Regions from separate parts of the Homo sapiens genome. Here region 2 is linked to region 1. The links are chromatin loops, found by intact Hi-C in ENCODE. Cell type or tissue: heart left ventricle. All regions are shown on one strand. Links, peaks and the distances in the headings refer to the core of each region. The heading gives the core; the rest is flanking DNA.

Region 1 (11,714 bases), core at 128-8,127:
GACCTCAAGTGATCCACCCACCTCGGCCTCCCAAAGTGCTGGGATTACAGGTGTGAGCTACCACACTGGCCCCTACTAACGCTTCTTAACTCTGCTGTGTATATACTGCTTAGAATGGACATATTCTTTGGAGCAGGAGTTTGGAGAATGTCTCACAGCTTCGTAAGCGTTGAAGACAGACACCATTCCTCCCTGAGGCTGTGCCATCCACCAGCGTCTTCTCCTTGATGAACAGGGAAGAAGAGACACAACACTAGAAGGAAAAGGGAGTTCTGGCACAGTCCTGGTGTTTGTCTATCCTTCCGAGACTGGCTCTGGGAGTGTGTGGATGCATTTTGGCTCCATGGTGAATGGCTGTTGGAGGGAAAGGGTAGTGTGTTGAGATTCCTGCTCTGCCACCTGTGAGTGGTGAGGCCTTGGGCACGCACCTGACCTTGTTGAGATTCTGCTTTCTTACTTGTAAAATACTTTCTTCATAGGGATGCTATGAGAACAAATGACAGGCACCGTAAGGATTCAATGGATGCTTGCTTTCTTCATGGCACTTAGCACGGTCTAGTGATTTTGTCTGTGTGCTTTTCATTCTCTGCCTCATCTATTAGATGATACGCTTGATATGAGCTGGGTCTTATGCTCATTGTTGTTTCTGGGAGCCTAGCACAGTGTCTGGCACAGAATGAATGAACCAACGAACGAATGAATGAATGAACAAATGAATCAGTGTGCATTGAGTAACATACTGTGATAGTACACTAGTTTGAGATTCCAGCCTCTGAGTTTTATTCTCATCGCTAACACTGATACATTCCCTGAGCTTGAGTAAATCGCTTTTTCTCTGTCTCTAGACTAGTTTCCCCAACCATTAAGTGAAGTAAATTTCACCTCTTTCTTCTTAATAGGAGTATTATTAGGACCTATGTGCTAACGTGTCCAAAGTACTTAGTGCTTCTCAGATGAAAGTTTCTATTAAGTAGGTACGATTAACCTCAGGGAGTTCCTTGATTTTCCCCCAAATACAGGATACATGGCAAGTGTGGTTTTTGCTTTTTCTGAGGAAATCGGGAGATTTTGCAACCATGGATCCCACCTAGCGATTGTTTATTGATATAGGAACATAACTAATGTTTCTGAAATGTAGCTTCCTTGATTTGGTCTCTATTTTATGATGTTTTCAAAAGAGCTTAATCAGAGCCCTCCATATTTCTGTTTGTTGGCAACAGGAGTGCCATGTCGCTAGGAAGTTCACATGGGCATTGTGGAAGGTGACAGCCGCTGTAGGTGCCAGACCCAAAGGGAGAAGGGGATGGGGACAACATGTGGCAAGGAGATTCTCTGGGTTCTGCCTGTCCATGGGTGGGCACACTGCCACCTGCGTCATCAGGTGACCTCCTTGCAGCAGCTGCTCAGGGGTTGCCGGAGCTGTGTGACTGTTGTCCTTTTGTGGCAGTCAGCACCCACAGTCTGCTTCCTGCTGTGGCCATGGCAGCAACAGTGACCATAGCATAGAGCAGAGGGGATGCGGTAAAGGTCGGTGAGATGGCATTTAACCCAGACCTTCAGAAATTGGTAGAACTTGGACAGGTGGGCCTGAGGAAGAGCAGCTTTCTAACCAAATGGCCTGATGCAAACCAAAGCACAAAGGTCGCAATGAAGATGGACTGTACCCGGGGCTTTGGTGATGTGCTGTCACTGGTGATGGCTGGTGAAGGCCAGAAAGAGCTGCTGTCTAAATTAATAACAAAAATAAAGACACCCAACCAGAGAGTCTGTGAAAGAGGAGGAGGTCAGCAGAGGGGCGCAGGGTGATTGCAGAGGAGGAGGCCTGCAGAGGGACGCACGTTGATTGAGGAGGGGGAGGCTGGTAGAGGGGGGCAGCGTGATTGGATAGGAGGAGGTCTGCAGAGGGACGCAGGGTGATTGAGGAGGGGGAGGCTGGCAGAGGGGGGCAGGGTGACTGGAGAGATGGAGGCCAGCAGAGGGAGAGCAGGGTGACTGGAGAGGGGGAAGCCGGCAGAGGGAGGGCAGGGTGATTGTGGAGGGGGAGGCCGGCAGAGGGGGGCAGACTGATTGAGGAGGGGGAGGCCGGCAGAGGGGGGCAGACTGATTGAGGAGGGGGAGGCTGGCAGAGGCAGGGCAGGGTGATTGAGGAGGGGAAGGATGGCAGAGGCGGGGCAGGGTGATTGTGGAGGGGGAGGACGGCAGAGAGAGGGGCAGGGTGATTGAGGAGGGGGAGGCTGGCAAAGGAGGGGCAGGGTGACTGAGGAGGGGGAGGCCAGCAGAGGAGGGGCAGGGTGATTGGAGAGGGGGAGGCCGGCAAGGGGGGTGGAGAGGCAGGGTGATTGAGGAGGGGGAGGCCAGCAGAGGGGTGCAGATTGGAGAGGGAGTAACCTGGAGTTGGGAAGGCCAGGCACACCAGATAGACAATTAGACCTGGAATATGCTAGTGGCAGTGGAAGAGGAAAGAAAAGGACGGCATACTTTGAAGACCATTGCAAGCATGACATAACTTTTTCCTCGAGTAGACCTGCAGTATGAAGCCATGAGCTGAATTATTAATACAACATGACATTTGGGGGCCAACTTGTAGGGGAGATGCCCTCCTCCATCCACCTCTCATTCATTTAAAAAGGATTAACTGAAGGCTCCCCTGAGGCTCTGGCCAGTGGTTTTCATGGACCCGAAGGTGGGGAGCCATCTGAGAGGGAAGGCTGTCCTCCCTTACTTCTCGTCTTGCAGAAACTTCACAGGCAACTGTTTTCACTTTTCTATATTTGTTCCCATTCTTCATAACATCTTGGTATTTTGATATATTTCAGGTTAATGGAATTCAAGAACATAAATTCAAGCAGGGACGATATAGTGAAAACACTACTATCTCCATAAGTCAGTCTTTTTAATTGCCTAAAGTTTTAACCAAGTCCCGGAGCTTTGGCTAATGATGAAAGAGGTAACAGAACAAACTCAAGTCTCTTGTCGAGCAGATGGAGCTGGTGGATTCCAGGACACTCCCCAAGGGAGCCAGGGATGACCATCTACGGATCTCAAAGTGGCAACATTTGCAAACCAGGACCCAGGAGCCAATTTAACAAATGTCAGGGCAGCCTGCAGAGAGGAATGGAAGGAAGAAACATGCATTCCACATCTGGGAGTGTTTAGAAGTTGGAAACCGATCATTTAGAAGAAGACAGAGAGGAATTCCCTTTATTTCTCAATCAATAAATCATTGCCACATAGTTTAATAGCCTCCTCTCCGTTGGCCTCTTATTTTTAAATCTCCCTCATCCTCCCTCTCTCTAACTGCATTTATATATGGTTATTAAACCAAAGATTTATATGAGTTTGAAGCCATTTCCACATGTATAGTGTGGAAATGTTGGCATTATTCTTCCCAGGACACCAAAGTTTATGTGAGGTCAAACTATAAAGGAGACAAACTGTCTTTTTTGTGCCTGCCCTCCCTCTGTCTCCAGGGAAGAGCTCTTTTGGGTGGAGGTGATCATGAGGACTTCCTGGAGGAGGGGGCATTTGAGCAAGTTCTTAAGGATGGGATTACTGTAGTTAGAGATAACCAGGTAGGAATTCCAGGTGAAGGGAAAAAAGAGTAAATAACTGATTTTAGAGTTGTTTACAGGTATACCTTGTTTTATTGCATTTCACTTTATTATGCTTCGCAGGTATTGTGTTTTTTACAAATTGAAGATTCACGGCAACCCTGCATCGAATGAGTCTATCGGTGCCATTTTCCCCAAGAGCATGTGCTCACTTTGTGTCTGTCAGCACTTTTTGTCAATAAGGTCTTTTTAAAATAACATGTGTACTTTTTTAAAAGACATAATATCATTGCACACTTAATAGGCTATAGTATAGTGCAAACACAGCTTTGATAAGCACTGGGGAACCACAAAATTTGTGTGACTTGCTTTATTGTGATATCTGCTTTATTGCAGTGGCCTGGAACTGAACTTGAATTATCTCTGAGGTATGCCTGTATATTTTTATAGAGACTAATAATCTTAAAGGCCTGTCTAAATGTAAACATTCAGGTAGGTAGAAGATGTTTATTGTTTTTGAGAAGTTGTTTAGCATTTTTCACAGAGCAGTTAAGCCTGTTGTCTTTGCTAAGTATGGTATAGACGGCAAGAAGGGTCCAGCTTTGAGCCTCATGTGAGTCACGTGGTTTTGCCTAGAGAAGACGATTGTGTTCCAGGCTGTAGATGCAGAGTGCCCCAGACCCAGCGTCACCTGACTTGGTGATGAACCAGTGTCTCAGGGAAAACTCTCTCTACAATTGGAAAAATAATCCAAAATATTCAAAGCACATTTTATACCGAGAGTAGTTTGGAACATCATCTTCTCATCTTCCCTTACTTGCCCCGGCCCTCCTTTGTCTTGCCCATGAACACTGCTCTCCAATTACGCAGTGACTCCCCTAAAGAAACCAAGGCTCACTCTCATGCATTCCCGTGCTGTACTGGTGTCGGGGGTGGGGGGAGCAGAGAACAGTCCCATTGCAGGGCAGCATCTGGAATAACCAGTCACAGATGCAGGCCTGAGTCATCGTCTTCTGGGAGCCTCGCCTGCATCCCTGCTGAGGGCCCACGCAGGGCAGGCCAGCTTGATCTACTGCCCATTGCCCTGCCAGGGCTCAGGGCGTCAGAAGACTTCCCTCCCCAAGCTGCCATGTGTTTGCCACAGAGCATGGTACTTCACCAGCAGTTTGGCAATGGGCTCACGCAATGTTGGAGCTGGTCTCTCAGCTGTAAGAAGCAGGCTAGGACGCTGCCCTATGGCTTCTCCATGGCCTTGCAGGGCATCTCCGTGGAAGAGAACAGGCTCACAGATGACTTTTTTGGGACAGCAAATTCACTCGACACCCATTTGTACCAAGGACCTACTTGGCATTCAGCTGTGTGGTAGGCACTTTGGGATGGGTGACAAAAAAGAAGGGAAGAACCTGCCCTTATCTTCAGCTAAGATAAAAGACCTGAAATAGCCATAGATAACACTGAGGGACCGTACATGCACGTAGACATGATGAATACAACAGTTGTAAGTGTTGAGTGGACACAGTCAGGGAGCTGGGGTGGCTGGCATGTGCTGAGGGAGGGGCCTTCGCATATGTCACCTCTGTCATTTGACGCTACCCTAAAATGTGGATAGTTACCCCATCTTAAAGAGGAAGAAACTGAGGCACAGACAGGTATTGAGCAGAAGACTTTTGTCAGCCATACGTCACCCTTAGCCCGCCTCTGTGGTGCGCAGGTGGGTGGTGACCGTGCTCCACTTCCAGCACACCTCACTTCACTGTTTCAGGGCTTTTCTCGAAAGCCTTTGAGTCTTGTCAGCCCCCAATGGTGCCCCCAGGGCAACCTTCAACCATGGGGAATAGGAGTTGAGTCAACAGATAGAGATCCCAGCCTCCCATTCTTTGGGGGGCCAATTCTGAGGGGCTTTGAACACGGTTCACAGAGAGTGCCCTGTGTGACTGATCTCCAGTAGCCCACAGGAGCAGTGGGCTCAATGACACATAGTTGTTTGATTTTTCCTACTTCCCACCCCTCATTCCGGCTTCCCTGGATCACTTCCCAAATTAACTACACATATCCAAGTCCATATCATAGTCTCTGCTTTTAGGGTAGCCCAAAGTAAGATAACAGGCTAAGGAGCTTGTTTAATGTCATCTATGAGGCTGCAAAGTGTCTGAGCCAGGACATAAACAAACCTAGGGCTTCTGCCTCCCACCAAGGTTCTCTGTGCCTTGTGTGACCTTGTCTCCCTGGAGGGGAAATTTCCCAAGAGTGCTGAGTTTTTTGTTTTTTTTTTTTTTGAGACAGAGTCTTGCTCTGTCACCCAGGCTGGAGTGCAGTGATGCTATCTTGGCTCACTGCAAGCTCCGCCTCCCGTGTTCATGCCACTCTCCTGCCTCAGCCTCCCGAGTAGCTGGGACTACAGGCACCTGCCACCACGCCTGTCTAATTTTTTGTATTTTTAGTAGGACAGGGTTTCACTGTGTTAGCCAGGATGGTCTCAATCTCCTGGCCTCGTGATCTGCCTGCTTTGGCCTCCCAAAGTGGTGGGATTACAGGTGTGAGCCACCGTGCCTGGCTGAGTGCTGGGTTTTGAGCCAGACCTTGAAGAAAGTAATGGATGTCACTGGCATGGGAGAAAGAGACAGTGTTCTGGGCAGCATGAAAGACTGGATCAGAGGCACAGAGGAGAGACCCAGAAAGCTTTGAAAAGGACAGCAAGAGGCAGGCTCCCTGGACGTTGGCTGCACAGAGGTGAAGGGAGGAGGTGACAGATGAGACAGCGACCGCTCCGCTCTTACCAAAGTCACCCGCAGCTCCTGAGTCATGAAATGACACGACACTAACAATATCCGGGATATGATGAGGTGGTGCAGGGCAGAAAATGGATTTGAGGAGGCTGGGACTCAAAGGCAGTGATACTGGCTCTTGTCCTTATGAACAGTTGTCCACCAGGTCATTCTGATTTCCTCTGAGGCAGCGAAGGGTACCCTGACACAAGTTTTGTTTTAAGGCATCCTTGTTTGTGCTCCTGGATTGCTGGAGGCTCCGGTCTGGTAACCTGTCCGTGAGTCATGACAGGGAGCAACACTGTATTCAAGGGTGGTACATGTTACCCTAGAACACTGGTACAGTTACCCCCGTCTTAAAGAGGAAGAAATGGAGGCAAAGATAGGTATTTAGCAGAAGATTTTTGTGAGCCACACCTTACCTTTTAGCTCACCTCTGTGGTGGGTAGGTGGGTGATGACGGTGCCCCACTTCAAGCACACCCCACTTCACTGTCTTGGGGCTTTTCACCAAAACGTTTGAATCTTGTCAGCCCCCAGGCCTCCCAGGGATGCCCCAGGGAAACTTTCAACCATGGGGAATGGGAGTTGAGTGAATGGATAAAGATCCCAGCCTCCTATCCCACCAATTTCAAAGTGTGGTCCCAGGACCAATAGACCAGCATCATTTAGAAACTTGTTAAAAAAAAAAACGTTCTTGGCCAGGCACGGTGGCTTATGCCTGGAATTCCAGTGCTTTGGGAGGTCGAGGTGGGAGGATCGCTTGAATTTGAGACCCATGTGGGCAACATAGCAAGACCCTGACTCTATTAAAAAGAAAAAGGAAAAAAAAAAAGGATTCTTGGTCCCTACTGGGCACCTACGGAATCAGAAACTGTCAGGGTGGCACCCTGAACTCTGATTTAACAAGGCCACTCTGCCATGCTTGAGCTTCGGAAGCACAGCTCAAGGAGCTGAACGTCTCTGCTGGTGTGTTCTATTTTAGCTGCTGTCTTCATCCTGTTGTTCTGAGTCCTAAAGTACTCCTTCAAGCCAAGCTGGGAAAGAAAACAGAAGTTAGTTCTTTGATAGCAAGTTCTCATTAAAACATAGACAAAACATCTAACTAATAGAAAAATGTCTAACTAATGGACAACATCTGACTAATGTGATTTCACAGTGCCTGTTGCAGAGGAGATGCTCAATATAATGTCAATTTCACTTTTCTAAGCAGGGAGATCAGATAAAATGTGAGAATATGGTAAGCACAAATGCCAAAGAAACAAATATAGAATTAATTATTTTAAACAATAACATGAATTTCTACAGGAAGTCACCAGTAAGACATGAGTAGAACAGACAGCATTTCCCTGTTGATGTGCCCTGTGAACAGCCAGGAGTGCAGACAGATGGGGAAGACCGTCATTCTGTCTTTGAGGGTGAACAGGTTGGGCTCAAACAGGGTGTGGCAGTTTTCTTGTAGAGGTTTATTTCTCTTCCTCGAGACCAGCCGGCCTTGCTGTCTCTCTCTCTCAATAAATTTTTTTTTGTTTTTTTAGAGACAGGGTCTTGCTTTGTCACCCAGGGTAGAGTGCAATGACATGATCGTAGCTCACTGTAGCCTCAAACTCACAGGCTCAGGCAATCTTCCTGCCTCAGTCTCCTAATTAGCTAGGACTATAGGTGTGTGCCACCATACCTGGCTAATTATTTTATTTTATTTTTGTAGAGATGGAGTCTCACTATGTTGTCCTAGCAGGTCTCAAACTCCTGGCCTCAAGCAATATTCCTGCCTTGGCCTCTCAAAGCACTGGGATTAATGGATTTTTTAAATGGGGCTGGCCTAGGGAGAAGAGTTCCAGGGCTATGACTGTTAGCCAAGATGTCAGACGTGTAATGGGAATGTTGGCCATCACTTTGGGTATTCTATTGTTACACTGACAAGTTAGTGCTATATTTGACTTGACTTCCAAGTAAGTGACTTGGAAACTTTAATAAATTGTGCCCTTAAGGTCAGTTTTTAATATCATTATTATTACATCCAATAGTTAACCTTAGACACATCAATCCAATGTTACAGATTTAACAAAAGACAAAGGAACCCTGTTCTGTGATCTCAATTCCGTCCCAAACTATGAGGTGCGCGGGTGGTCAGGGACAAGCTTAGGTGAGTCTCTTCTGCTGATGCCTCAGTTTTCTTTTCTGTAGAGAGGGAATTAATGATGCCAATTATGGAATACTTATTCATTCCTTCATAATTCATAATTCCTTCACTATGAATAAGGCATTATTGTTTACAACAGTAAACAAGGCAGATAAGGTTCTCCTTATTGTACAGTTTGCATTCTAGTGGTCACTCAAGAACATTTCTGAGGAAAATAACTGAAATGACACTTACCAGGAAGAACTCCACAGCTCAGGACACCAGAGACAGTTTGACTCGGTTAAAGCACTTGTTGCTATGTCTCCCTAATTTTTTTCTTTTTTTGGGTGGGAGGCGGGGGCGGTGGGGACAGCTCTGTCACTCAGGCTGGAGTGCAGTGGCATGATTTTGGCTCACGGCAGCCTTGACCTGCCCGGGTTCAAGTGATCCTCCCACCTCAGCCTCCCAAGTAGCTGGGACTACAGGTGCACACCATCACACCTGGCTAATTTTTGTATTTTTTGTAGAGATGGGGTTTCGTCATGCTTCCCAGACTGGTCTCAAACTCCTGGGTTCAAGTGATCCACCTGCTTTGGCCTCCCAAAGTGCTGGGATTACAAGCATGAGCCACCATATCTGGCCTCCCTAATTGCTAAGAAAAGCATTCCAGGAACGAATACCATGTTGTCTTAGTCCATATTCTGGTTAAAACCGTATACTTGAAACTAGGTAATTTATAAAGAAAAAAAAAAAGGTGGGAGGGGGTACGTGATGAGAAATTCCTTAATGGGTGCAATGTACATTTTTCAGGGGATGGTCATCACTAGGTGATATATCCATGTGACAAAACTGCACTTGTACCCCCTGAATTTATACAAAAAGAAAAAGAAAAGGAATTCATTTCTTACAATTACGGAGGCTGACAAGTCCAAATTTGAGTGGCTGCATCTGGTGAGGTCTTTCTTGCTGGTGAGGACTCTCTGCAGAGTCCCCAGGTGGTATAGGGCATCCCATGGTGAAGGGGCTGCGCATGATTGTTCATATTTCTCTGCTCTTCTTATAAAACCACCAGTTGGCTGGGCGCAGTGCCTCACGCCTGTAATCTCAAGACTTTGGGAGCCCAAGGCGGGTGGATCGCGAGGTCAGGAGATCGAGACCATCCTGGCTAACATGGTGAAACTCTGTCTCTACTAAAAATACAAAAAATTAGCCGGGCGTGGTGGCAGATACCTGTAGTCCCAGCTACTGGAGAGGCTGAAGCAGGAGAATCGCTTGAACACAGGAGGCGGAGGTTGCAGTGAGCAGAGATCGCGCCACTGCACTCCAGCCTGGGCGACAGAGTGAGACTCTGCTTCAAAAAAAAAAAAAAAAAAAAAAAAAAAAAAAAAAAACCCCCCCCCCCCCCCCAAAACAAAAAAGCCAAAAACAAAAAACCCACCAGTCCCACTTCCATGATAACCCATTAATCCATTAACCCAGTATTGGTCCATGAATGGATTAATCCATTCATGAGAGCAGAGCCTTCATAACCCAATCAGTTGTTAAGGGCCCCACCTCTCAATACTGCCACACTGACGATTTAATTTCAACATGAGTTTTGGAGGAGACAAATATGAAACCATAGCACATATGAAAACCTGAGGTTGCTTACACAGACCCGGTAGAGTGTGCTCAAGGCCCTGCAGAGCCGATCTTGTGTGGGACCCCGATCATTCATCACACACGGAAATAATGCTGTTAACACACCCTTTTCATCTCCCCCCATATTGCTTAACATAAAGTAGCAAATGCCTCAGTAAAGTGCTGATGATTAAAGGAATACCCTTTGGACCACTGCAAGGTTTGAAAGCATTTCCGTGGGTCAGGCACCACGTGTTAGCCTCTTCATTTTGTGAACAGAGAGAGTCTACTGGCTAAACCACATTCACAAAGAAAGATAATTTAGGCTGCCTCCATCCAAATTCTTACCTAAGAAGATGTTACAGACTAAACACTTGTGTCCCCTCAAAATTCTTATGTTGAAACCCTACCTAATACCAATGTGATGGTATTAGGAGGTGAGGCCTGAAGAAAGTACTTAGGACTGACTAGATGAGGTCATGAGAATGGAGTCTTTAGGAAAGGGATTTGTGCCCTACGGGAGTCATGAGAGAGCTTGCTGTATCCCTCTTTCCACCATGTGAGGATATAACAAGAAGCTGGCAGTCTGCAACCCCAAAGAGGGCTCTTACCAGAATCTGATCACACTGGCATCCTAATGTCAGACTTCCAGCCTCCAGAACTGTAAGAAATACATGTTTTTTGCTGAAGTCACCCAGTCTATGGTACCACGTCCCAAAGGGACTGCGACAGGTGCTTAGCATGACAGCCATCCCGCACTATTTTACTTGAAGTCTTGGTCCATTCGGGCCACTATAACAAAATACTATGAACTGAGTGGCTTATCATCAATAGAAATTTATTTCTCACAGACCTGGAAGCTGGGAAGTCTGAGATCAGGGCACCCACAGACTTGGTGTCTGGTTCTGCTTCCTGGCTCATAGGTTGTGCCTTTTGATGGCACCTTCTTGCTGTAAGGTCACACGGTGGATGGGGCAAGTGAGCTCCCTTGAGTCTCTTACAGGGGCACCAGTCCCACTCATGAGGGCTTTGCCCTCCTGACCTAACCATCTCCCCAAAGGCCCCACATCATCTTACCAGTTAGCATTTCAACATATGAATTTTGGGGGGATATAAACATTCAGACCATGTAACCTAATTACATATTTGGAGTTTGGCTTTTTTTCTTTTTTTCTTTCTTTCTTTTTTTTTTTTTTTAGACAGAGTCTCCCTCTGTCGCCCAGGCTAGAGTGTTGTGGCGCGATCTTGGCTCACTGCAACCTCCGAGTCCCTGGTTCAAGTGATTCTCCTGCCTCAGCCTCCCGAGTAGCTGGGATTACAGGCACGTGCCACCACGCCCAGCTAATTTTTGTATTTTTAGTAGAGACGGGGTTTCACCATGTTAGGCAGGGTGGTCTCGATCTCCTGACCTCATGATCCACCCGCCTCGGCCTCCCAAACTGTTGGGATTATAGGCGTGAGCCACCGTGCCCGGCCGGAGTTTGGCTATTTTTATTCCCTCCAGGAGTAGATAAAGATATATGTAAAAAAAAAAGTTTCTAATTTCAGCCAAGTCATCTGTTAGAGCCATACTTTAATTCCCCTGAGTTTCTTCTTATAATCTGGAAGAATTTTTCTTTCAGTTAGCCCCTTATCATCCAGATCATGGACTTTACAT
Region 2 (16,540 bases), core at 5,273-13,272, 55 kb after region 1:
GGGCTTATATTCTAGTGCAGGAGACAGACTAAATATACGACTACACAAACAATTTTATAGTTGAAAGTTCTTAAAAGAGGATTTCTGCTTCTGGCAATGATAGGGCAACTGGGACAAGGCTTACCTTCTTGTTATAAACAGCTAGAAGAGTGTACAAAGTATGTGAAACAACTGTTTATAGACTTTGGACAACAGGCAATGTAGAACTGTGACCCTTGGGAGAGAGGACATGAATGAGTTAAGCTTTATGATTATCATGGCTTTCTGGCTTGAGGCATTTTCTAGATTGTGTTGTAGGAGGTGGGGATTCTAAGCACAGCACGCAAGTTTCTCCGAGCTGAGGAGAACGAGTTTGGAGACAAAAAGGCTGGAATTTGCATGAGGGAACTGTGCAGAGAAAGAGCTCCAGAAATATGCATTGGAGTCTCCTTGAGAGTGTTGGCAGTAATTTCTGGACTATAGCACAGAGGTGGGGGAGAAGTACAGATAGAGCCTGGCAGTTTTGCTTTGCTAAGGAGGATGAGTTTGAAGTTGGGGAGGCCAAAGGGACTAGAACTGACAGGGCAGAGTTCCAGAAAGGAAGGTTTCCAGAAATCTGCATAGAGATTGCCTTAAATCTTTGGCCAAAGACCAGTCTGTACATGTGTGAAACTTTAGTGTCTGGACAAGATCAACTTCCAAAGAAACAGCAGTTATCAGGGAGCTACAAAAATGAATAATTCCCAGAGTTTACATGAGGCCAAGAATCACTCAACTTTCCTCCAGCCACAGTGCAAACCAGGTTGCATATGTGGGGCTCTCACCAGAGACGCTAGAAGGGCCATGCATTAGAAGTGGGGTTAACTTTGCCTTAGAATAAAGAGTAGTCTAGGTCTGCCCTCAAACAATTTTAAAACAAGGCATGAAAGGATCAAACCGACTCATAAATGACGTAGCTGCTACCAGAATAGGCCCAACGCTATAAAAATGTCACAAAGGGCCGGGCACGGTGGCTCACGCCTGTAATCCCAGCACTTTGGGAGGCCAAGGCGGGTGGATTGTTTCAGGTCAGGAGTTTGAGACCAGCCTTACCAACACGGTGAAATCCTGTCTCTACTAAAATACAGACAAATATTAGCTGGGCATGGTGGTGGGCGCATGTAATCCCAGCTAATAGGGAGGCTGAGGCAGGATAATTGCTTGAACCCAGGAGGTGGAGGTTGCAGTGAGCCGAGATCGTGCCACTGCACTCCAGCCTGGGCAACAGAGTAAGACTCTGTCCCCCCGCCAAAAAAAAAATCACAAAATCTAGCACTAAACAACATTAAATTCACAATGTTCAACAACCAATCAAAAATTACTTACTAAGCAAGAAAATGTGACTCATACACAGGAGAAAAATCAGCCGATAGACCAACCCAGAAGTGACAGAGATGATGGAATTAGCACACAGGAGATTAAAACAACTGTGATAAACATTATGCAAATGCTCAAGGATGTGAAGTAAAATGTGAAGATGATGAAGAGGGTAATGGAAGCTAAAAGGACAAAACAATATATAAAATAAAAATTTCCTGTATCAGATTAAAATTAGATGACACACTGCAGAAATTATTGAACTAAAAGACATAGCAGTAGAATCTGTCCAAAGTGAAGGAAAGAAACAAAAAGATTGGGAAAAAAAGGAATAAAGCCTCATTGTCATGTGGGGAAATGTTATAAGATCTAATGTATGAGTAACGAGAGTCCCAGAAAGAAAAGAGAGAGAGGAAGGGATCAAAAAATTTGAAGAAATAATGGCCAAACATTTTCAAAATGTGATAAAATTATAAACTTACAGATGAAGTTCAATGAACCTGAGGTAGGGTAAAACACACACACACACACACACACACACACACACACACACACACACACACACACACACACACACACACCCCACACCAGAGAATTCCACAAATGACTGAAAATCAATAATAAAGAAAATCTATAGAATAGCTAAAGAAAAAAAAGACATGAAATACAGAGAAGGAAAAAAAAAATACAAAAATGACTACAGATGTTTCATCCCCAAATATACAAGCTTGAAGTAAGTGAAACATTTCACTCTGTCACCCAGGCTGATGTGCAGTGGTGTGATCATGGCTCACTGTAGCTTTGACCTCCCTGGACTTAGGTGATCCTCCCACCTCAACATCCTAAGTAGCTGGGACTACAGGTACAAACCACCATGCCTGGCGAATTTTCTTTTCTTTCTTTTTTTTTTTTTTTGAGATGGGGTTTCACCATGTTGCCCAGGCTGGTCTCAAACGCCTTGGCTCAAGCAATCTCCCACCTCAGCCTCCCAAAGTGCTGGGGTTACAGGCATGAGCTACGGTGCCTGGCCTGGAACATTTTTAAAGTGCTGAAAAGGAAAATAGAAATGCCCACCTAGAATTTAATGTCCAACAAAAAATATCATTCAAAACTGAAAGCAAGCTAGGCACGGTGGTGCATACCTGTAGCCCCAGCTACTTGGGAGGCTAAGATGGGAGGTCACTTGAGGTCAGGAGCTAGAGGCTGTAGTGTGCTATGATCGCTCCTGTGAATAGCTACTGGACTCCAGCCAGGCAACATAGAGAGACTCCCTCTCTAAAACAAAAACAACAACAAAAATTGAAGGTAAAATAGAAACTTTAGATACACAAAAGCTGAGAAAACTTGTCACCAGCTGACCTGAATTACAAAAAAAAAAAAAAAATTAAAGGAAGTTCTTTAGGCAAAATGAAAATAATACTACACAGAAGGTTGGGTATCCACAAAGGAAGGTAGACTGAAAAAACGATAAATATGTGGGTAAATATAAAAGCCTTTTTTTCGGATTTTAAGATGTTTAGTAAGATAATCAACTGTTTAAAGCAAAAATAATAACAATGTTTCATGGTGTCCATACCATGTGTTGGAAAGAGATCAAACTAGAGCTCTCTAGCTGAAGGGGTCAGACTTTGACAAAATCCAAATCCGATGCATAGCATCTGTAGAAGTAAAATGTATGAGAATATTACAAAGATGTGGGGGCAAAGTGGAAGTATATTGTTTGAAAGATTTTATCCATGAAGTGGTATTATTATTATTTAAAGTCAGACTGTTACAAGTTAAACATATGAATTATTAACTGTACAGCAACTATTAAAATCATAGCAAAGACATCTAGGTAATAAGTCCGTTGTGAAAATAAAATGTAAGCTAAAATTTAATCAACAAGAGAACAGGAAGAAAGGAAAAATAGAAACAAAGAAGAAATGGGACAAGTGTAAAGCAAACAGCAAGCTAATAGCTTTATGCGTAACTACTGCATATCAATAATTACATCAGATGCAAATAGCCTAAACACTCCAATTAAAAAGCAGAAATTGTCAGGATGAAAAGCTGAGCACGGTGGCTCAAGCCTATAATCCCAACACTTTGGGAGGCCAAGGTGGGTGGATCACGAGGTCAGGAGTTCGAGACCAGCCTGGCCAACATGGTGAAACCCTGTCTCTACTAAAAATACAAAAATTAGCCAGGTGTGGTGGTGCACGCATGTAATCCCAGCTACTGGGGAGGCTGAGGCAGGAGAATTGCTTTTACCCAGGAGGCGGAGGTTGCAGTGAGCCGAGATTGTGCCGCTGCACTACAGCCTGGGTGTCAGAGCAAGACTCTGTCAAAAAAATAAAAATAAATAAATAAATAAATAATTTTTTGAAAGCCCTACTATTTGATGTCTATAAGAAAAACACTTAAAATTTCTAGTGGGAGCTTCGGGGGACAGCTTGGAGAGGCCTGTTGGCTGGTCTGAGCCCTTCCACTGGAGAGCTCTGGGTTCATTTGTTTCCTACATTGAGGGTTTGCATCCAATTAAGGTTCTGGTGAAAAGACATAAATAAAGGTGGAAGACCCCTGGGCAGTGAAAGTGTTCGAGTTGCTTCCATTGTTCTTGTTCTTTGTCCCTGAGCAGTTCTCCAGCTCCTTCGAGTAGGCCTTGTGGATCCTCCTAGCTGCCCTAGCTTAGGAGTAGCTTGGCAGGAGGTACGCCCTGCCATTTGTTTCTTTTTACACTTTAAATGTGGTTGCACATAAGTGACAAAAATCACATTATGTGACTTGCATTTATTTTTGCTGGACAGCACTGCACAGAGCTTCACCCCCTTTCGGAAGGCCTTCTGTACATTCTTTCATTTGACTTGTATCACGGCTCTATGTTAGGGTTAAGGTATGTATTGTATGAAAATGAGTCACGTAGGCAGAAGACTAAGGTCTTGTCCCCACTTATTTCTGTGACTTTGAATAGGTCTGTTTTCTTCTCTGTAACACAGATATAATCATCCCTTCCCTGCCAGCCTCACTGAGTTCTCAGGAGACCAAGTTAGGAGACTGTCAGGGAGTAGAGTTGGTGTTCTTATTCTCATGAGGAGGAAGGGAGAGCCTATGCCCCGAGAAGTGAACTGGCCTGTCCAGGCTGGGCACAAGGCACATCCCCCCTGGGCCAGCGTCATTTCTCTCCAGCAGGGATTCCACCGCTAACCTTACGGGGCCATGTTCTCTTCCACCCACTGCTCCATCAAGTCATCAGATTAATTTGACAGGAGAGGCCCCTGCAAAGGGCAGGTTTGCCTTTTGGCCCACCCCAACCTTTGGGGATTGTGAGCCAGGAAAATAAACAAGATTGACCTCAAAGAAGCGTACAAAATGGGCCTTGGGTCAAGCAGCTTATTTATGCAGCAACTTTTCTTCCAAATAGCCGATGGGTTTTGAATCTTTACCAGGCTATTCCTTCCAATGACTCCTTTACCCCTTGAAAAAAAATGATGACCATATTTCTCTCTGTTTTCCAGTTGAAGAAATAGAAGAACATAGAGGCTGAATGTTCTATTCAGAGGCATCCAGCCAAACAGCTGCAGAGCCAAGAGCAGCATCCCAGGGCCAGAGGGGCAAGGCCAGTGAGGTGAAAAGGCAGGGCTGTACACAGGAGGAGAGACGGAACAGCTGGCCGAGAGCAGCCCGTGGGGAGGGGGTGGACAGGCTGGCTGCTGCCCAGATCCAGGGGCCTCTTCAGAGACATGGTGCACAGATGAGTGGCCGTGACTTTCACATGAATGAGTTCAATGAATGAGTTCTTATTCAATGAATGAGTTGTCTCCTAACCACAGATAGGTTGGGCACATTCTCTGCTTTGGGGGTCAGAAGTCCTTTTCCTGGGTGAGATGACTTCCCTGTGGTAGGTTCAGGCCTTATGCTGTACTCAGCTTCTCCCATGTCTAATGGCAGTGCTGGCCGCTGACTGTGCCAGTTTCAGGGCCTGGAGGACCACGTGGCCTTGCCAGAGCGTGATGTGGGTTTGATTGTTGTTGGATAGCAGGTTGAAGCCATCCAGAAAACAGCCACATTCTGTGTAGTGTGGTTTCTAAAAGAGCATCACTGACTGCTCACAGTTGGGGTAGGAGTGGGGCCGTGGATGGGGAAGACGCAGGGAGTGGCAGGAGGGGTGACCCAGCCTCAGTGACCAAAGAGTGCCTGGGCCCTACACATCTTGAATCTTAGATCTGAGCTCCAGGGGCCTTGGCACGGTGTATGCCTCCTCCACACTCAGCTCTCATTCCTTCTGGAGCACAAGATTAAGAACACAGGGGTCTCAGATCTTCAGTTGCTTGTGGGACCCTCCTGGATAGCACCTCTAGTCTTGGCTTGGGGAGCTTCAGGTGAGGGTGTGCAGGAGGGTTGGGGATTAAGAATGGACTTTGAGTTGCACAGACTGAGATTCCTTCCCAGCCATGTGATGTGATGGATTCTATTATCTCTCTCAACCTCACAGGGTTGCTGAGAGGATTGAATAAAACAGCTGTTAACATAATGCCTGGCACGCAATAAGCATGCCATCAATGACAGCCATTATTTTATCAGCAGTTGCACAATGAATCGGGGGAAGCTGGAGGTGAGGGGGCAGAAGGTGGCTCCCTGTCCCGGTGCCCCAAAAGGCTTCTACACAGCTAGCCAGACTCCTGTCCTCCTTCCTTGCCACCACCTCTGAGGCCATGCCCGTCCACTGAAGAGGGTGCCGTGCCTTTGATGACTTTGCTCCCATTTCCAGGCCCCTCTTGCTGTGCTCTTTCTCCTGCTTCCTCCTGCATGCCACCTGACTCTGCCAGCTCCCTGCAGTGGGATTGGCTACCTCTGTTTTTCTGACTCCCCGAGGGCTGACTCCATAGAGGGGGTGTCGAGTGCCTGGACCTAAGTCATACTCAACTTCCCTCCAACACGCAGCTCCCACCCTCCAGCTCTCGTTCTACTCAGCTCTTCCTCCAGGTGCATTCTGTGCCTGGCAGCACCAGAGCAGGGGTAGTGGATGAGGACAGTGGTTGAGAAGCCCTCCTGGCCTTGGGCAGCTGGAGAAGCAGGTGCCCAATGTTGCTTCTGGCAGACCAGCCCTGCGTACACTGGTTTCTGTCTTCCAGCCCTTGCATATCCAGCTCTGCTCTCCCCAGGGCCTTTGCCCTCCCTCCTCCAACAGGGGCTCTTGCACTGGTAGTGCACTGAGGCAGACGGTGCAGTTTTAGGGCCCCATGGGAGGCAGGCAGAACAGCTGATTTCTCCCAGAATCACTCACTCTCCTTGCATCAGCCTGCATCCCAGACTCAGTCAGCACTGACGCAGGGTTTCTGTGATCAATAAATAGCCTGCACTTTGGACAGTTTCTCTCCACTTCTCCTCATTGCCAGAATCCCAAATCCCTTGGGATTCTAGCCACAGCCACTTTTGTAATGCCATTTAGGAAAATGTGCTATTACATGAAAGACCTGCTTTCTAGAACTGGACCACTCACGAAAATCCTCCCCTACCCATTGGTTATGTCCCGTCAGGGGCACAATTACAAATTGCTTCAATTACCCCTAGGAAAGAGTTTCCGTTTCTAAGTGCCTTCTTATTAGTAAGTCACATAAGACATGTTACTTAACTTTTCTCTTTCCCAAGTTCCTCATCTGTAATATGAGTAAAACAATAGTTTTATGTCATACGGTTGGTATGAGGACAAAAGGAATAACACTGCCAAGCACAGTCAACAGAGACTGGCACAGAGCAGAAACCTAACCTGTGTTGTTTGTCATTATCAGGGAACTCATTATCAAAGCAGCCCGAAAGCAAACTCTGGTGCCCTTTCCTTCCCCTGAAACTCGGTGACAGCTGCATCCTATAGCTTGGAGAGTTGCTTACAGTTTTGTTGTATCAGTGTCTGTCTCATGTAGCAAATGCGAATCAGAAGCAGGGATAGAGGTTTAGTGCCCTCCAGGCACTAGGGTTACAACATGTCCTTTCTCCCCATAGCCTCCTGGTTCTTTGCTCAGCAAACTGCCATCTACCCTGAAACACATCTCCTGACTGGTGACTCATGTAGCTATTTTTAGATTTTCTAGATTAAACTGTAATAAAAATCGACATATATAACCGTCTCTGCTCTCTATGATCTTAATAATTGAGTCATTTTACAAAGCACATTCACCTTCTTGCTGCCAGATGAAAGCATCCTTCACTCGCATGTCCATTAGACTACGAGCTCCTTGAGAGTCAAGGCTCTGGCAGGCTTGCAGAATGTCTGGTCTCTGGAGCAGCGTCTGGCACCTGGTAGGCATCACTTCTGCTGGCTTCACCGCTTCCAGGTGGCTCTGGCAATGTATGTCCTCCCTCTGCACATCCTTGAAAACCCCTTATGATGTGGGGGGCTATCTGGGGCTGTCTCCATGGCAGGGCAGCAAGAGAGACCATGGTGGGAGCCCCTGGCCCGTCCACCGCCTGGAGTGCAAACTGGACACCCAGAAGCTAGCTGGGCCTGAGCTGGACATTTAGTGCCAGAAGGTGAGTCATTGCCCTTAAGAAGAAGGCCTTAGGGAATGGTGGAGATATTGTCCAAAGAAGGGAAGAGGAATTTCATAGGTAGTATAGTTGGAGAAAAAAGAACATTATTCCCCCAGTGAATACAGTTGACCTAATAAGCCGGTTTCATTAGTTTAGTTCAGGCTATAATTTGGGCCTGAAAAATACCCCTTCTGTTTACTATGTGACTTTTTTGGGACCCTGTGGCCTGGTGGAGATGAGACCTTGAGGATGAGACCTGCTGCTCTGTCTCCAAGCTCAGTGCCTTCGTGGAGGCAGCAGTTCCTAGACAAGTCTGTTGGCATCCAATACCTGGCTGACCCTGAGCCACCCTCCCAGGGGCATGGGACTTCAAGCCATGAATGCAAGTCTTAAAAGTGTGAGGGGGGGGCAGGGGGCCTCACTGGGGTTATTGATTCAGGGTTGGATGAAGTCCAGGTTAGAATCAACACAGGGAAGTTTCCATTCTCCAAGGCTCTCCAAAGGCTCTGAAATCTGTCAGGCAGATGGAGGCCGTGGGAGAGAGATAAAAAGGCTCTGGGTTTGGAGTTCTGAAGTCCAGTCCTGCTCTGAACACTATTAGCCATGTGTCACCTGCTCCAGGGAGACAGAGGAGACAGGAACTAACCTGCAGTCCACAGGCAGTCAGGGAGTCTGCCCACGCTCTGAAATGACACACATGTGCTTCTGTGTCTGTGCATGTTCTGGAGGAACAGTCTCATAACTTTTTTTCACCAGATTCTCAAAGGGGTCCCTGATTCAGAAAAATAAGAACCACTCCACAGAGGGACTGCTGAGATTCTGAGCGTCGCAAGCCTTCTGGAGTTCTAAATGGTGCTCCTGGCAGTCCCCTCTGTGGGTCTCTATGCTGCAGAGGCAAAGCCATGTGTCCTCATCCCGCCCTGCACCTGGCAGTGTGACTGAGAGGGGAAGCCAGGATGGGGTTCCTGTTGGATCCCACATGTGTTTCCTCCCTGGCTTGTGGAAGAAAATGTGTTCTCCAAAGTGCTGTGCTCTTCCTGAGTAATTGGAGGCAGATGCTCTGTTAGAATCGTTTCCTTTGGCTCGCTGTCCAGAGGCTCTGGGTGTCTCCGAGGATGGATGCTAGCTGGCTCAACATCTCCAGCATCCCGTTACTGGGGCATCTGGTCCGACTTTGGCACCACATCAGGGGTGGTGGCTGCCTGAGCCTCAGGGCCCATTTGCTGGAGGAAAAAGACACCACCTGTGACCTTTCACAGCCCATGACACTATCTGTCTTCTGGATACACAGAGACAGTTTTGTCAGCTTTCTCTCCGATACCTTATTGTCTTTAGGTCAGGTCAGAAATTCATAAATGGGCAGTTTGGGTCCTGGGGAATTCAGTCAAATGAACTGGGCGAGGTAGGCAACAAATCTCTGGTGATGGAACCCTTTGACTTCTTGCCCTCTTGCCCCAGGCACCTCCAACCTTTTCGGGGGAAAACCCTGACCAGGCTACCAAGTCAGCCACCAGGATATGGAGATAGAAAAAGAAATGCTTAAATCTCCAGAGGCAGGGGAGCTGAAGCATGTGGTCCCCCGGCTTTTCCTGAGATAAAGGTCCCTGTGGGCAGACCTCACTATAGGCTATTTCTGGAAATCCAGGCCAAATCCGTCCTCGGTCCACCGGGCTGGACTGCACCACTGCCACGGCTTCTGCTGCTCCGAAGGGTTCACGCTCTTGGACAGCTCATTTTTTGGTATATACTTTGCTTCTTCCGGGCCTCTTCTCCCCTCTTTTAAAAAAGGCCTGCTTATTTATTTAGAGATGGAGACTTACTCTTTTTGCCCAGGCTGTAGTGCGGTAGGGCGATCTCGGCTCACTGCAACTTCTGGGTCCTGGGTTCAAGTGATTCTCCTGCCTCAGCCTCCTGAGTAGCTGGGATTGCAGGCCCGCACCACTACGCCTGGCTAATTTTGTATTTTTAGTAGAGATGGGGTTTCACCATGTTGGCCAGGCTGGTCTCTAACTGAACTCCTGACCTCAAGTGATTCACCTGCCTCGGTGTCCCAAAGTATTGGGATTACAGGGGTGAGCCACAGTGCCCGGCCACCACGCCTGGCCCCAATTTAAATATTCATTTGGCAGGAGAGGTGGGAAGTTTTATTTTCCCACCCAAAGGCGTCAGAGTTAATACCCTGTCAGCTGCAAGTGGCCTCCCCAGCTGCCGGAACCCAGCTCTTCCTGTGGACAGAGGCAATATTTTCCCTGGACGAGATGAACGAGCAGGGTTTTCCCAGAACATCCAGGCCCCTAAGCCCTGTGCCATGAACGACCTCCACATCACTGACACTGGCTTTTCCATCCGGCTGGCTTGGCCCTGGCCGAGTCACGGAAGGAGGAGTCAAGTTTCAGAGGAAAATAAATGGAATGAGTGCTTTTCCACCACATGGACGTAATTATGTCTTGGATGGATTTTCCCATTTCCATCATTGCAAAAGATCTTGCAACGATCTTGAAAAGACAAATTGCCAGTGTCTTGATGCCTGCCGTCACCTGGTCCCAGGAGTGGGATGCTGGGGAGTCATTATCCCTGGTATTTGTAGACAGCTGTACAGTTTGCCATGACAAGCCTCCTGTGACTTGGACAGTATAGGTAGTGGGCAGGGGCCTTATAAGCGTCCCGTGGTGCAGAAGTCCCCTCTGCCCACATCCTCCTTGTTCAAGACTTCATCCCCTCCCCCACACCCACTTGGCTCTTCTGAGACCCTTGGTCCACCTTCTTTCAATTGCCAGGCCCTCCATCCTCTCCTGGATTTCCTGGTTTCTTTTCTTCCCCATCTATGTCTTTCCTCCCATCTGAAATCCCTTGGCTGCCGGGGTCTCCTGCTAAAGCTTAGTGTGAATATTTCACACCCTGACTCTCCTACTGTCCGCCTGCTCCTGCCTCCTGGCTGCTGAGCAGAGCTGGAGAGAGGTGTGGCCCTGATCTGTTTCTTAGGAAAGCCTAGCCTCACTTTCCATGGCAGGTGGTCACTCGTGTCCTTCCTAAGCCCCCATACCACCCTCAGCATCCCCTCTCTAGGACTTTCCTCTCACCTTTCCTCTAGAAATGGATGCTCCAGACCGGCCTGGGCCCTCCTCTCCTGCTCTGGTGCTCTCTGTCATGCCTGCACTGGGTGACTTGGGCAAGCTGCCTTGCTTCTCATGGTACACTTTCTTCATCTGCAACGTGGGTGTGATGATGCTTCCGACTCTTGGGCTCTTGGGAGGGTCACACAGGAAGCAGGAGAAAGGCCTGGCTCCAAGAACAACAGCTGCTTTATTGGGGCCACCTTTGGACACAGTGCTATCTGTTCAAATCTGGTCCTCCATGCAGCCTCTTCAGCTTCTCTCTCCCATCCATGAGGATGGCTTCTCCCCATTAACCCCAAAAAGCCACCTGCCTGCCAGCCTCATGCCTGAGCTCCCCTACTTTACCTCCTGCCCTGCCTTACATGCTATGTACTCTTTTCCTTATTTATGCAAATGTATGGGGGCTCTGCTGCCCCAGGTTCTTCCCTGTGTAGCCTTGAATCCCTTCTCTTTTGTTTTTTTACTCTTTTTTTTGTCATCCCCAACACCCCAAAGTAAACTGAAACAATGCTCCCTTCTCTTCAAATAGTGTATCAGTTATCTATTGCCACACAACCCTGCCTCAAAACAACATCAGAATTCCATGGCTTAGAACAATAGGCATCTATTTAGCTCCTAGGTCCATGGGCCAAGGATTGGGGGTCTCAGCAGAACTGTTCTGGACTCAGACTCGGTCATGTGTCTGCAATCAGCTGGCACAGGGCTATCAGGGTGAATGAACTGTGTGTCCCTCTTGTACTCTGGTCAAGTTAGACTGCTGTGTTCTCATGGAAGTGGTTGAGAACGAGAACGAGCTTTTTCAATCCTCCAGTTGTGTCCCATTGGCCGACACAAAGCAAATCCCAAGGCTGGTCCCAGAGTCAGAGGGGAGGCACTCCAAAGTGATAGGACAGGGACTATGGCACAGGCCAGGAGAAGGGTAGGGCCACATGCAATCAATCTGCCACAGATGGCACCAGGAGCACTCACTCCTCTATGACAGAGGTCTGTTCCTGCAGCTGCCTCATTCCACCTCCACCATGCTGCAGCTCCTAGTAGCAGGAACTGCATCAAACTCATGGCTGTGTCTCCAGCATTTAATTTATCACCGTGCCTGGCTCATAGGAGACCCTCAGTGGTAGTGGATTTAATTGAATGTTTCCTCTCATCTTAAACTCAGTCTCAAGGAGCTCATTATGCATTTTTTTAAAGCCTGCAGCATCCGGTATTCCCATGTGGTCTCCCACCCTAGTACTAACCAGGCCAGACCCTGCGTAGCTGACAAGATCAGGTGCATTCAAGGTGGTATGGCCGTAGACTGTGCTCCACTTTTAAACAGCTGTCTTTGTGCCTCTGTAATCAAATGCCTTGCCTCATTCCAGGGCCCATTTAGCCCCCAATAGACCAAGCTCATGGTCCCTGTGGTCAAGATGCTTGATGGAGCCATTTATAACAGCTGTTCTCCCCTGCAACCTTACCCGTCCATATCTGTACTTTTGAAAGCCACTGTTAACCTTTGGGCACATTCAAGCCATTCATCAGCATCTGAAGCCTCTCTGACTTTTCAGTAACAAGCAGGTATCTCTTCTTCAGAACATTCTCTTCCCAGCAGTATAGGACCATGGATAGAACTTGGCCTTCAGTCTCAGAGAGACCCAGGTTGCACCACCTTTCAGTGGTGTGGCTCTAGGCCAGGGTATCTGCTTCACTCCACTGCAGAGTTGGCTTCTCTCTGGGTCTTAGCTATCGGCCCTCTCCATCTCCTCTCTGTAGCCTTGAATCAAACTCCTTTTCTGAAGACCTAGAAGGTAACTGCACTTCTGGAAGCCTTTGGAGCCCAAGAAGAGGGAGGGTTTGGGTTGAGGGGATGTGTTTTTGTTTTAGAAGTAGTGGTGGGAAAAGCATGGACTTCAGATTCAAACAGGCCAGAGTTCAAATCTCTCTCTAGCCCATGCCAACAAAACTCTGGGCTGCGTGATACATCTCATAACGTCTCTGACATCTCCTTTATTTTACTATTATTATTATCATTTTTTTGGAGTTGCATGTTACTTTTTTATTACTATTTTTAAAAATTCTTCATTTTTCTATGTCCTAATGCCAGGCTTCTGTAAGGCTCTATACCTTTAGGTGTTCTCTTTTCACACTTGCTTTCTTATGAAAGCTTGGCTTTTAAATGACTTACCTGAATTGGCACCTTTTAAATTCAAATCACCACCTCCAAAATCTCACGAAGAATCCACTCCCACACTCTAATTTTCTGTCAGGATGTTTTTATGTTGATATTCCACAACGATCTCAAATCTCAAACTGAAATATACTCCTGGTCACAATGACCGATTTTGTTTTTGGTTTTGAGACAAGGTCTCACAATGTTGCCCAGGCTGGTCTTCAGCTCCTGGACTCACATGATCCTCCCAGCCTCCGGAGTAGCTGGGGTTACAGGCTTGTGCCACCACACCTGCCTCCAGTTTACTCACTTGTGTTAGTGGGACCGTTTTCTCTCTCTGTCCCATGGTCACATCAGCCATCTTTGCTTCATCCTTCCTTTTCATGGCTCCTACCATTCTTTCTCTTCTATCGGGCTTTAGGCTGGCCCACCACTGTTCCTCCAGAAGGTTGTATGGACATGAGTAAGTATTCCTCTCTCTGCGCCTGTTCTACCTTCTTTCAAAGACAACATTAGAATTCCTGAATTTATAAAGTGAGGAAATGAAGCACTGATTGGTTTTCATTTGTCTGGGCCACATGTTCCCGGGCACAATTAAGGGCAGTGTCTAGATACTTCAGACACGAGAAGAGGGTGAGAGAGGCAGTTTGAGAAACAAAATTCTCTGTGCTTCTCTTTCATCCTCTCTGAGAACCAAAAGTAGTATCAACCCCACACCCCTGGTGAATGCATGTGAGAAGCCTTGGCCTCTGACCTCTTCACATCCTCAGATGCAAAGGCATGAACAAGGATGGTGGGATTTCTTCCATGCCTGGCTGAGTTCTTTCCAAGAAGATGATCTCATTTGTCTTGGTGAAAGGCTTATTTTTAAAATGCACATTCCATTTTCCATTATTTAATAGGCACATAATGTCTTGCAGCTTCCTTCGAAGTGATTTCATGCATGGTGATTCCATGTGTTTCTCCAGTTCCTATATGCTCCTCAATGAATCTCTATATATTTCTTTCCACACTATGGTAATAAAAACACATTGGGCAGTGTGTGGCTGTGGTTTCATTTCAGAAAAACTTTAGTCTAGAACATCAATGCCCTGTGACTTAGGAGCAGGGGCTGAGAGGGAGACTGTATGGCAGATGATCCTGTACTGCCTCTTCCAAAAATAGTTAGACAGGGGAGACTCTGGGGTGTAAGCGTGTGTAGGGTGGGAGGGGCAGGAATAGAAAATAATGTTAAATAAACAAAAATCATGACATTTATTAAAGATGGCGAAGGAGGCCAGGCGCGGTGGTTCATGCCTGTAATCCCAGCACTTTGGGAGGCCGAGGCGGGCAGATCGCAAGGTGAAGAGATGGAGACCATCCTGCCCAACATGGTGAAACCCCGTCTTTCCTAAAAATACAAAAATTAGCTGGACATGGTGGCACGAACCTGTAATCCCAGCTACTTGGGAGGCTGAGGCAGGGGAATCACTTGAACCTGGGAGGAGGAGGTTGCAGTGAGCCGAGATTACGCCACTGCACTCCAGCTGGCGACAGAGCGAGACTCCATCTCAAAAAAAAAAAAAAAAAAAAAAAAAGAAAAAGAAAAAGAAAAAAAAGATGGTAAGGGAGACTTTATTCAGGATCATCGACATAGGTGTAAGGATCACAGCAGTGGTGTTCTGCAGCTGGGGAGAGAGACTGGGCTCAACTCTGAATACAACAAGGAAAAGTGAGAATTTATAGCCAAGGAGTAGAGTGGAGGGAGAGGTCACTGGATGGAAAATTAGTAAGAGGAAGCATTAGGGCTGAGGGGGATTCTGGCTAAACCAACCCAACAGGATTCTTGCTGAAGGCAGGCCAGGGTGATCAGACATCACCTGGCAAATGGTGGAAGACGAGGAACCTGATCAGATATCGATGGCGATCAGATATTGAGTGTGGACAATCTAGTTAAACTGACTTAGCAGGGTTCTTGCTAAAACTGGACAATGCAGACATGAACATGGAAGTCCGAAAGTTGTGTCCATTTAAAAATTTATGTTTGCAAGAGCTTCCAGAACCATGTTGTAAAAATCATAGACAAACATGAAACCGGGAAGCTTTCAAAACCCAGGATTCAGAGAACACTGACAACTCTTTGCAGGAGGTTGCAAATTCAACCTCAGAGATGTCTGGAAAAATATTCTACTCAAGCTTGGTCTTGATTTCCAAAGATCTACAAATCTAGTGAAGTTCTTGCTGAAGTGAAAATAGCCACCAGCCAACTGAAGCTAGAGGTTGAAGCAAAGGAAGTTTGAAGGCTGATGGCTCCTCAGTCTCAGAAACCACCCTGTGATGAGCACACCCACCAGTGATGAACACGCCCACCTTCATGAACAAAGGGAGGCGTGAGCTCTCTGGACAGTCCTGATCAAGGGGCCATGATAAGAAGTCAAAGGCATGAGAAAACAGTGATAGTGATTTTTAAGGAAATGGATTTCAATTTAAAAGTAATCAGAACAAAGTTACAGTTTTAGTTGTACAGAAAAATTGAACAGCAAGCAGAGACGGGTCTCATATATCCCATTTTCCCCCTCTCTTCCTCCACAGTTTCTCCTATCACTAACACACACACACTCATGCAAGCGCGCGCACACACACACACACACACACACACACATATTAACACTGATGTGGTATATTTATTGCAATTGATGAACCAATATTGACACATTACTATCAACTGAAATCCATCATTTACATTTGAGTTCACTCTTTGTGTTGTACAGTTCCAAAAGAACCTTCTGATTTTTGTGGAAAAATGCAGAAGTTAATTTAGAGAAAAAAAACTTTATAGTTAGAAAAAATGGCTAAGGTGATTGACTACTCATTAATCTGAATTACATATTCTTTAGAAAGATTTATTCTGTGCAGCGTGTAAGTATAAAATTTGCATTACCTCTGGTCTTTCCTATAAGAGTTGTATCAAGAATTTCATCATTACAATTAATTGCATGCATATATACTTTTCTATGGGAAATAACTTTTTACTAAAAACACATTACATGTTACCTCTAGACAACCTATAGTCATGGCACAAATTGCATCTTTGCTTTCTCAGATTCCAAAAGTCTTTGTGTAACCACTGTCCTCAGCAATTGTCACCATTACTTGGCCCAGTGCCATTGTGCAAGGGAAGGAAGGTTTTGTCTTGGCTCAGTGGTAGAAGGACTAACACACTCTCTTCCCACATGGAGACATACTAGAGAGGATATTCTGGCCTCCCTGCAGCCTCAAGTTCTCTCTTCCCTGGGTGAATAGCTACTCCACAGATCTGTATCTACATGGAGAGGTCATGCATGTGTTCTATGCACTTTCAGCACCACCTAGGTACAGAGTTTGTCAGTCTTAGGTGCTAACCTCTCAGCTCCACACTCACCCACATATACTCTGCACTGTAGCACTGAGG

Evidence for each region. Hi-C counts contacts between places; a loop is a spot of excess contacts. Peaks named below come from ENCODE experiments on the same cell type or tissue, not always from the same donor. Only the 100,000 strongest peaks of a DNase experiment are listed, where the experiment ranks them.
Region 2: it touches region 1 in a loop (1.8-fold over the local background); 28 of 110 quality-filtered maps call a loop at or near these places.

What each region holds. Positions count from the first base shown.
Region 1 is chr1:230,870,180-230,881,893 of GRCh38, reverse strand. It overlaps LOC101927604 (a long non-coding RNA gene), which reads right to left and starts at 7,048. Exons shown (of 3, transcript NR_110681.1): 1 at 6,739-7,048; 2 at 6,329-6,588; 3 at 2,879-3,102. It overlaps LOC124904547 (a long non-coding RNA gene), which reads left to right. Exons shown (of 3, transcript XR_007066938.1): 3 at 2,817-3,239. RefSeq lists enhancers at 4,154-4,653, 4,654-5,155. In heart left ventricle, for the core only: no CTCF peak of the experiment used is centred there; a DNase peak (open chromatin) is centred at 4,628; H3K27me3 peaks cover 1,217 bases.
Region 2 is chr1:230,815,969-230,832,508 of GRCh38, reverse strand. LOC124904548 (a long non-coding RNA gene) reads right to left here and starts at 8,009. Exons shown (of 2, transcript XR_007066939.1): 1 at 7,493-8,009. It also overlaps the pseudogene RNA5SP79. In heart left ventricle, for the core only: no CTCF peak of the experiment used is centred there; DNase peaks (open chromatin) are centred at 7,779, 8,988 and 10,168; H3K27ac peaks cover 5,557 bases.